Regions from separate parts of the Homo sapiens genome. Here region 1 is linked to region 2. The links are chromatin loops, found by intact Hi-C in ENCODE. Cell type or tissue: PC-9. All regions are shown on one strand. Links, peaks and the distances in the headings refer to the core of each region. The heading gives the core; the rest is flanking DNA.

Region 1 (5,234 bases), core at 1,418-3,917, 130 kb before region 2:
ATAGGAAAAAATGGAAAGCAATCTACATGTCCAACAATAGAGAGATGCTTAAATAAATTATGGTGCTTCTGTTGGTGAAGTATTATAAAAATCTATAAAATGCTGCTTACAAAGGATATTTAATGACATAGAAACATGCTTGCTATGCAAGTAACAAAAAGAAAGAACAAGTTATACATGCAGCACAGTTAGGACTCTGTGAAATGTCAGGGGAGAAAAAGACCAAGTAGAAATGCCTGTAGAGACGTAGTTTGAACACGAAGTGTTTCTGGAAATAGGTAATAAAGTCAAATGTTCGAAAATCAAACACACTTATCTATTCTGGGGCGAACCTGGCTGCCAGAATGCCGAACCATGCAGGCAACAGGAATGCCCAAGCGTACCTCATTCCTAAAACTGAGGGCAAATCTGGGAAAGGGGTTTCAAGAGAGCTCTCCCTCTTCCTCAGATCTGTCATTTTCATTTTCATCAATGTTTAGTATTTTATTTGCAAAAATTAGCTATGAGGTGAGACAAAGGTCATCTTTTTGTTATGCTTTCTACTGGAGATACAGAACCGACTAAACAATACTGTGATTCATAAATGTGCACAGCAGCAGTTGGTTGCATTTCTCCCCGAGATAAGTGGGGATACATACTTCTTTTTTTCTCAAACGAGGAGAGTTTTGGGGAAAGGCGTCACTGTCACGGCCCCGTGAAAGAGAAAAGGAGGTAAAGAGATTGACTGCAATATTAATGCAAATGGGGTTAAAAATGGAACTTTTTGACAACAGTGTGTATGGTGACTGTTTGGAGAGTGTGCCAAGTTCTTCAGCTCTGTTTCCAAGGAAGTGGGAGTGATACTCTATAATTGCACTTTCCAGAAATGAGAGTTTAGTGACAAACTTGAAAGCCGGCACAGAAGGCATGTGCTTTAAATCTGTCTTCCTTTCTAGCATCAAGCACAGGATAGATTGAGCCATCGAACACAGATTGCAAAATCTCAACTCTTATCTTAGAAATGAAGATTAGCTCAAAAGAGATGTCAATAAAACACAGATCAAGATGGCTAGCAATAAAATGAGAACAGTTATGCTCTTGGGAAAAAAGACATTGTTGAAAGGGCCACTGAAAGGAAATCAAGAATTCATGGAACTTTTTAGGATGAATAAAGGGAAAACATGGTCACACAGAAGAGACTAATCTCTTCCCCTTCATTAAACATTTTACTGAGTATGTACAGCTGAAGACAGAACTGGTTAAAATTATGTAAGCTCTTGATTTAAACAAGGTTCATGCTTGCACGCACACGCATTCATGCAGTCAATCAACAACTGTTTGTGAGCCATGTCCAAAGTGCTGAGCCTCTGGGGGCGGGAGCTGAGAGATCCAGCTCTGGACTTCCAAAGGCAGCCAAAGTTCTAAATGTGGTGGCTTTGGTCATCTGTCCCTCTGCAGTATTTCACAGAGATTACCAAAGCTCTTGTTCAATCTGCCACCGGAACACGTGTTTTAGTCCAGGTTCCCTGGAAAACAAGGGACTGAAGTGAAGCCCATGGGCTGAAGCTTTATTGGGAGGTGCAATCCCAGGGCAACAGGAGTGGAGGGCAGCAGGAGGAAGCGCCCGGGGTTGACAAATGGAAGGAGCTGTGTTTCAAGCTGGCTGCAGCTCCACAAAGAAACGGGGTGGTTGCTTAGCTGGGGGAAGTCTTCCAAACAGGCCTTGTGAGACCAATGTGCCCTCAGACAGGAAGGGCATACACTTTATGTCCTGTCTTTCCTTGGGTAAACCTTCCTTCTGGGTTGTGTTACCTGCCCCCTCCAGGCAGCCAGATGCTGGGGAGGCCTGATACCAAGCCTCACCTGGAAGTGGAGGGAAAAGCCACAACCCCCGCCCCCCCGGGGTCCCGCTGGGTCGGACCGGCCCCTGCGCCTCCGCTGCTCCTCCCCGGTGGGAACGTCAGCAGCCATTCCAACGCCCAGGCTTCACCGTGGGGGAGGCTGGGGGAGCCGAGGCAAGGAAGTGAGGGCTAGATCTCTTTACTGGGCAACAGGCAAGGCCTGACGACAGCAGGGCTGGGCCAGTCTGGGGAGACACGCAGTGGGGCCAGTGTGACATTTGCGGAGTAAAACGTCATCAAAATACATGCTTCGAGGTATGAAGTGTGAACTATCATGTTTGAAAAGAACCTGCTTCCCTGGGCTTTCTGGAGTCTTCCAAAGGTATAGCAGCACCTTCGTGAGACACCGTCACAGCACAAGGCAGAACACAGAATTCGATATGTAACTGACATGTGTAATTGGCTTCAAGGAAGCTCAATATCAAGAAACACTTCTTGGTGTTTCTGATGTTATAGGCACTATGGACAAAGATTGTAATCCTGAAACCTTTGAAACTCCTCATAAAGGATTTGTTCATATGAAACCTTCCTCCATTTGAATCTCCCCAGGCCCGTTGAAGTAGACACTATTATTCCCATCACACACGTGCAGAAACAGAGACTGAGAGATTCCGTGACCAGGCCAGGAAGCGGCCAGCTGAACTCAGACCACGCCTGCCAGCTGCTCTGCTCTGGGCTCTCCCTAAACACCACCCTGAGGTCCAAATCCCGTTCAGGAGCTCCAGTGTCTGCGGCAGCCTGGTCTCCTCCCGCCACCCTCCTGCTCCTCTCACTCAAGTCGCCTGGATAACGGGTCAGATTTGGTTTTCGTAACTGATCTGTGCCCCGATAGCTTATTCTGCAAGTTTTGGCAAAAGCACCACAGTTCTGACTAGACCTTCCTTGATCCTGTCTTGGCTTCAACTTTCAGGTTTCTGGGAAGGACAGAACCAAAGCTGGGATTCCACAGAAGCACAGGGTAGAGTCAGGTGCACTGGGCTGAGCTCCAAAGAAAGCCAAGCCCTGTGGGAACTTCCTGAATGGCTCTGCCCCGGGGGCCTGCAAAAGTCCTGAGGAGCCAAGGCAATGCTTGGCTTATCATCTCCTCCTGGCAGTTTCAACACAAAGCTTTTGGTTAGCAAAGTTTTGTTTGTTTTTCTCGGGAAAAGTGTTGCTTAAGAAGAAGAAAGGAAGAATAGAAATGTACCTGCTGAGTTCAAAAGTCAGAAGAGTTTTCCCTTAGGGCCAGCCAACCCAATAGCAGCCCAGCTTTGCCTCCAGCGCAGCAACCCTGGATTCAGTGAATTCCAAATTCCTGGGTTCTGTAGAGGTCGCAGCCAATTTGATTTTCCTCAGAGGCATGGAGGCAGGTCTCTACCAGCTTCTCCAGGCTGGAATTTTCCCAGAGAGCAAATGGACCAATTCCTAAAGGCTGTGGTAAAACACACACTTGCAGTGGCAGGTAGGGAGAGGGGAGAGGAGCCTGGGCTTCTGTGACAACCTACACAGGCTGCGTGAGAAATTTCATGTCCACCAGGTGCTGGTAAGACGCTGATGAGGGAGTCATCAGTCCCAGGTCTCCCAGCCCGTCACCGGTGCAGCCAGCGTGGGACCCAGGCTCCTCTGCCCCTGCATTCCCGTTCTTTAAATCACATCACTCTGTGGCCCCGAGTGCAGAGTGCCATACAGATTCGTTTCACACATTTGTTCTACCATCTCTGCAACTGCTGCTTGTTGGCTTTCTATCATGATTTTGCCTTCTTGTGTTTTCGTTTATTTTTTTTATTTTTATTTTTTCTGAGACGGAGTCTCTGTTGCCCAGGCTGGAGTGCAGTGGCACAATCTCGGCTCACTGCAACCTCCACCTCCCTGGTTCAAGCAATTCTCCTGCCTCAGCCTCCCGAGTAGCTGAGACTACAGGTGCACGCCACCATGCCCGGCTAATTTTTGTATTTTTATAGAGATAGGGTTTCACCACGTTGGCCAGACTGGTCTCCAACTCCTGACCTCGTGATCCACCTGCCTTGGCCTCTCAAAGTGCTGGGATTATAGGCGTGAGACAACGCACCTGGCCTTTAGTTTATATTTTATTTGGATACTACAAATGTTGACTATCTTGTGTTTACTGGTTATTTGTATGTTTTCTTTACGAATTGCTTTTCAGGATTTTGGCCTATTTAGTGATATTATTTAAATATTTCTTAGTGATCTGTAAGCACTCTACATTTTAAGGCTATAACACAGTATAGCACTCTGTGATTATCTAACCTCTACAGTTGAGATATTAGACATAAAGGTGTCTGCCTGTGTATTAGAATTTTTTTATGCCAAATATTACTTTAATTTTACCCCTTGGAAAAATGACTTTTTAGCATATGGAGAATTCAGATGATCACTATTTACTGATTAGCAAGATTTAGTCAGAAAAATAGTTTGATTTATTAAACAGCAGTTAAACCAATGGCAATTAGACCGGGGGGCCTCTGAGCCGGCCCTGGGAAGAATGAGGCCAATGAAAAAAGAATGCCTGGTTGCGACGTATATTCCTGGGGAGGACTGGAGAGTGGCTGGCCCCCGCAAGCATAAAGAGGAGCTGGGACGGGTGGGGAGCAGTGCACGTTGAGCCTTGGTCCTGCAATGAATACGCTCCCCTTAAAGTGTGCTTGTCCCAAGAGAAAGACAACCCTCTACCCGTTCAATTCCCAATATGCAGTGGTGCGCTGCAGCCGACCAGCACTGGCTTAACGGAACTGATTGTGAACATTTTCAGAACCTTTGTGAGCTGGTTGTTAAACACAGTCTTTATTAAACATTAAATTATAGAAGCTTACAATTGAATAAATTATACTAAAAACAAAGGTAATGAATATTCACAAATTGCCCCTTCCTCATGATCTCACTATATTTTGTCATTATCTGTGCTTCAGGGTTACTCACATCTGTTCTATCTACACAGGGGAAGCACTATCTCATGGTGGCTACTGGACCCCTCTTTTACCAACCCGTCTTCAGTGACGTCACGTGAAAAGCTTGAAATTGGCCATGGCGGGATATTCCCATATGGAAATCGACAAATGCTACAAACAAGGGCTGGGTTTACTGTTGATTTTCTGGGCTTAAGAAAGTGATGGAGAAAGCATTAATACTGCAGGTATAACTTAAAAATGTTTCATGTCTGTAGGTATTACACTGTGAACAGCTTACAAAACTGAAGAGATATTCTTTCAGTATTTGAAAATTATTTTCCAATTTAGCAAGGAAGTTGTTCCCATCCCTGGTGAGTGAATGAAGTTCTGACATATGTCTTTGTTGTTTCTGTGGCAAAAATATTACCCAATATTTACGCTGGAAAGACAACTGTTCATGCATGGCAGC
Region 2 (5,234 bases), core at 1,174-3,673:
TGCAGCAGAACTTGGAAGGCTGAGGGGCGAATCTGGTGACGGGTGGGAAGGCTGAGGGGCGAACCTGGTGACGGGTGGGAAGGCTGAGGGGCGAACCTGGTGACGGGTGGGAAGGCTGAGGGGCGAACCTGGTGACAGGTAAAGCCGTTCTGGGCAGGAAGAACAACAGAAGCAAAGCCTGAAAGGAAGCAAAAGCATGAAGATGGGGGATGGGCAGAGCTGCAGCTACAGCCAGGGCTCGAGGCGGTGGGGTGGGGCAGGAGGAGGCCCTGAGGCAGGTAGAGGCCACAGAGGCCACAGCCTGTGCTGGGCGGTGGCAGGGGCAATGCAGGGAGCCTGAGAGCCATTCAGGAGACAGTGAGACAGGCTTGGGGGAGCACGGGAGCAGGAGGAGGCGATGGTGACCTCTAGGCCTCCAGCTCTGCCACTAAGGTAGACAGGGGTCTCTTCTTGTAGACAGGGACCCACACGAGGAGGAGGTTTCAGCAAAAGATGATTAGTCCAGCTGATAAATGTGCAGCTTGAGTGACTGAAATGTGAGTGACTCAAATGTGTAGTTTGAGTGGCTTCCTAGAAGGACTGGAGGGCTTTTCTTTTTCCCTCCAATAGAGAGAGGTGTGAGTGGTTCCAATGCTGATGAGCAGGAGCCAGTACAGATTCCCCGAGACAGAGCCATGCTGGTGTGCAGCCCTTTGAGTCTGTGCGCGTTCACGCACACGCATGTGCACGCACCCGGTGGACAGAGGGAGAAACGGCGGCTGGTGGGGTCTCCGGAGGTTGCTATGCCTCTTGTCTGTTCATTCTGGCAGAAGCCGAAAGGCTTTTCTGTCTGATGATTTACCTTTGTCTGGGAAGCAGGTACGAGGTGACAGCAGTAGAAGGTGAGTCAGAGGGTGTGGGGTCCGGCCCTGGCCTGTCAGTCACTGGTTTGTCAGAAGGTACCTGGGTCTAAGGCCTCATCACCATTAACCAGGCCTGGTGACACCTCCCTGCAGGGCTGGTGAGGGCCTTCGGAGCAATAGTCAGGAGAAACATCAGCTGGTGGGAGCAAGACCAGGGCTTCTGGTCGGTGGCAAGGCCAAGACCCAGTCCCAGGAGCCAGGAGGAGGCCAGCCACCCAGGGCAAGTACAACCCGGAAGCCCTCCCAGGGCAGGGTGAAAGGAGGAGGAGAGGTGTCGGCAGCCTGGCTGAGCTGCAGAAGATCAGAGGAACTACTTTCTAGATGCCACAATCTGTGTAGAGGCTCAGAGATCCAAAAAAGCTCAGGACGTTCCCAGCCGGCATGCAGTTGGCGGACACTGGAGAACAGGGTCTGGACAGCCCTGAGTGTCCCTGTCACCACCCAAAGCTCAAAGCCGGCAGGAGTATCAGGCGGTGTCCCAGCCTCCCCCAGCCCATCGACAGCTCCGTGTTTCTCATTTGCTTCCCTGGTTTCCGCCCAGAGAAACTCAAGCCTTTCTAATGGTCCAGTCAGCTGAGCCACCTGCTCAGTCCTGATTCTGAGTCTGCTCCTGATTCTGAGTCTGCCCCTGCACCTGCTCAGTCCTGATTCTGAGTCTGCCCTGGATGCTGCCTTCTGGAGCTTTTCTGGCTCCAGAGATGGCAGCTGGCTCGGCTTTGATCACCACTCCCCGCACCAGCTCCAATGACTCAGGAGGGCAGTCCGGTCAATTAAACTCCTGCCCACTTAAAGGCATCACCATCCGGGTGAAGACGTCAGATAGGAGGGTTAAGACAATGAGCTTCACAACCCTCATCTTGCCTCTGTCCCTCAGTTCACACCCAGAACCTCTCGCAGGCCAGCCGCGCACAGCCAGTCCAGCTTGGCTCAGAGCATAAAACCAAGACAGCCTTAGACCGAAAACCAATCCCAGAGAACTAGGTCACAGGTGACTGCTCTTCCGGGTCTCCCCTTGTCCCTACCAAACCCCTGACGCTGTGGCTGGAACAAGTTCTGGCCCATCATTTTAACACCTGGTTAAGGCTTCGGCTTGTTTTTCATTGCAAGAACAAGTTGTCTGCAGCATGACAATTTTCCTCTGCTGACAAATGAATCGTGCAGGCTCACCTGAAATTCTGGGCCAGGTATGTCCTGCTCAGTAGCTATTTTAAGTAAAACTATTTAAGGCAAGTTCAAGATCATTTAAGGCTCTTAGATCTTTTAGGGCCCTGGCAGCCAGCCTGCCTTTTTATGTTCAGACTCAGAAGCAACAAATTAGCTCAATACCCCAGGCAAAGCAAAAACCCAAGGGAAAGCATGGCATCCAAGAACCACCCTTAAGATAAACATCATTTCCAAGAGCAGCAGACGCTGAGCTGTTGTGATTTGGTATGTGGAGAATACCTTGCTGCCATCCTCTCCACACAAGCAACTTGTCTTTTCTGAGTCACAATGTCAAAGGTGACAATGCACACAGGTTAGAGCGAGGGTGACTGGAAGGAGAAAGAAGCAGGGGAGAAGGGAAGGGTTCCTGGGCTCCGTGTCCAGCTCTGTCCAAACGCCCATGCGACCTGCAGCCAGACATTCTGTTTCTCTGTCACCATTTCCTTGACAAGTGGATCGGCCCAGTCTGGACATCTAAAGTAGGGACTTCTTAACATGGGCCTGCAGGCACCTGCCTCCAGCGGTGGGCTTCAGATGGTCCAGAAGCACCATGCGGTAGGTGTACCATGTGCATCTCCCTTTTCTTTTTTCTCTCTTCAATGTTTTATGTGTATCTGTGTATATGTCTATGTATATAGGTATATGCGTCAATATACGTGTGTTTATATATTATACGTGTGTATATATACACACTTGTACACATCACCACATGTAATATACCCTGATACAAAGAAAAAAAGTACAAAATGTCTAGGCACAATTTTGTATATAATCCACGTATGTTTATACATACACACACCCACACACATAAGCGTGTGTTGTAAAGCAGTACACTGCAGATAAAGTTTGAAGTTCCTCTCCCCTCCCTCCCTTCTTGGAGGTCATTGCTAACTAGAATTTGATGCAGATCCTTACAGCCCACACTTTTATACTTTTACTACATCTATAAGCATCCATAATTAATACAGTATTGCTTTGTGCTTTGTTTTTGCTTGTTTTTGTTTTTGTTTTGAGACAGAGTTTCACTCTACTCGTCGGCCAGACTGGAGTGCAGTCCTGTTCATCTCAGCTCACTGCAACCTCCACCTCCCAGGTTCAAGCCATTCTCCTGCCTCAGCCTCCTGAGTAGCTGGCATTACAGGCGTGCACCACCACGCCCAGCTAATTTTCATATTTTTTTAGTAGAGACAGGGTTTCACCATGTTGGCCAGGCTGGTCTCGAACTCCTGACCTCAGATGATCCACCCGCCTCTGCCTCCCAAAGTGCTGGGATTACAGGCGTGAGCCACCACGCCCGGCCTGCTTTGTGTGTTTCTTAACGTTTACATGAATATGATCACATTGGACACCTACAATTTGCCTTTTTTCTCTCTCAACACTATTTGAGAGATGTATCTGTGTAGATATAGATCTGGTTTATTCATTTCTAACCACTGTAGAGTCTTGCATGGTGTGACTATTTTGATTTAGTTCTCTATTCTACTTCAGGGAAGGTGGGTTTTCCTTCATTTAAAAAAACGCCTGCATGGACATTCTTATACAAGTCTCTTTGTGCACACGTGGGAGAGTTCTTCCAGGATATGTCTGGCTGTGGACTAGCAAGTCCAGCCTCACCGTGTATCGCCAAATTGCTCTCCAAACGATACCAATCTCCACCAGCAGCATCTGAAAGTTCCCATTGCTCTATATCCTTGCCAGCACGTGATGCTAACACTCTTCCGTGTCGGGAAATCCAATAGGTGTGAAATGGTATCTCATCGTTGCCTAAATTGCAGTGCTCCAATAACCCCCAGCGAACTTGAGTGAAGCTGGGCATCATTTCTTATGTTTACTGGTCATTTGGATTTCTCTTCATTGACTTCTCCATTCATAAACTTCCCCATTTTTCTACCTGGCGTGTATCTTTTTTTCTTAGTGATTTATAGTTTTCAAAATAATCTGTGTACTAATGTATTTGTTATATATTGTAAATACTTTCCTGGTCTATTCTTGCTTTTTAACTCTGTTAGGATGCCTTTGTTTACATAGAATTTTTATCTTAATGTATCAGTCTCTTCATTTTGAAATTTATTTTCATAACTTGTGTAGGGACTCCTTTCCCGGTGTGACAAAGGTATTCCACTGCAGCTCTTTCTAAAGTTTTATATACAGTCTTTAATCCCATCTGGAATGTACTGTTGTGTAATGTGAGGATCTAATTGTTTTTCCATGGGGAGAGCCTGTTCTCCCAGCACCATTTAGTAAATAGCCCATCCTTCCCCATCTATTTGTAACTCTTCAGCTCACACATACAAGTTCCCACACATGCTTGGGTTTGAGTTGACTCTACTGCTGGACTGTCGTTACCACAACTCCCCTCCTCCTCTTCTTTCCCAGAGTTGTCTGAGGTATTCCTGGACCTTACTCTTCCATATGAATTTTATAATTCATTTGTGTGATTTCATATTCCACATTAAATCTTGTCACAGCTTAAACTAGATTACATTGAATTTGCAGATTAAATTGGGGCAACTATGAGAGCCAGCCCTCCCATGCATGAACACAACGCATCTCTCCATTTATTTAAATTTTTTTTTTTTTTTTTTTTTTTGAGACGGAGTTTCACTCTTGTCGCCCAGGCTGGAGTGCAATGGTGCGGTCTCGGTTCACTGCAACCTCCGCCTCCCAGGTTCAAGCTATTTTCCTGCCTCAACCTCCCAAGTAGCTGGGATTACCGGCATGTGTCACCAAGCCCAGCTAATTTTTGTATTTTTAGTAGAGACAGGGTTTCTCCATGTTGGTCTGGCTGGTCTCGAACTCCTGACCTCAGGTGATCCGCCTGCCTCAGCCTCCCAAAGTGCTGGGATGAGCCACCATGCCCAGCCTAAACTTTCTTTTCTCAGTCCTTCTTCTAAATATTTTATGTTTCTCTATAAAAGTCTCACCTTTTTAAAAGACCTATTTCAACGTATCTAACAGCTTTTATGCAAGAATGAAGAATGGTTTCTTTCGTCTTCTCAGATGTGCTGCCATGCAGGTGGCTGTTGCTGATCAACTCCCTTATTAGCTCCAGGGGTTAATCTCCAGGCTCTTTTGGATTATCCATGTAGTTATGTCATCTGCCGATAATGACATTGGACACTTCCACAT

What was found. A loop is a pair of places that touch in the nucleus more often than their neighbours do. Peaks named below come from ENCODE experiments on the same cell type or tissue, not always from the same donor. Only the 100,000 strongest peaks of a DNase experiment are listed, where the experiment ranks them.
Region 1: a loop joins it to region 2, with 4 times the contacts of the local background. A loop is called at or near these places in 2 of 110 quality-filtered maps.

The regions. Positions count from the first base shown.
Region 1 is chr15:101,346,273-101,351,506 of GRCh38, forward strand. The region is part of intron 13 of PCSK6 (proprotein convertase subtilisin/kexin type 6); the gene reads right to left. Among named protein-coding and RNA genes, the nearest start is that of PCSK6-AS1, 14 kb to the left of the region's middle. In PC-9, for the core only: no CTCF peak of the experiment used is centred there; a DNase peak (open chromatin) is centred at 2,889; H3K27ac peaks cover 2,034 bases.
Region 2 is chr15:101,481,286-101,486,519 of GRCh38, forward strand. The region is part of intron 1 of PCSK6 (proprotein convertase subtilisin/kexin type 6); the gene reads right to left. LOC124903566 reads right to left here. Exons shown (of 2, transcript XM_047433427.1): 1 at 65-5,234; 2 at 1-32. Among named protein-coding and RNA genes, the nearest start is that of PCSK6, 5.8 kb to the right of the region's middle. In PC-9, for the core only: no CTCF peak of the experiment used is centred there; DNase peaks (open chromatin) are centred at 1,696 and 2,326; H3K4me3 peaks cover 1,216 bases; H3K27ac peaks cover 2,408 bases.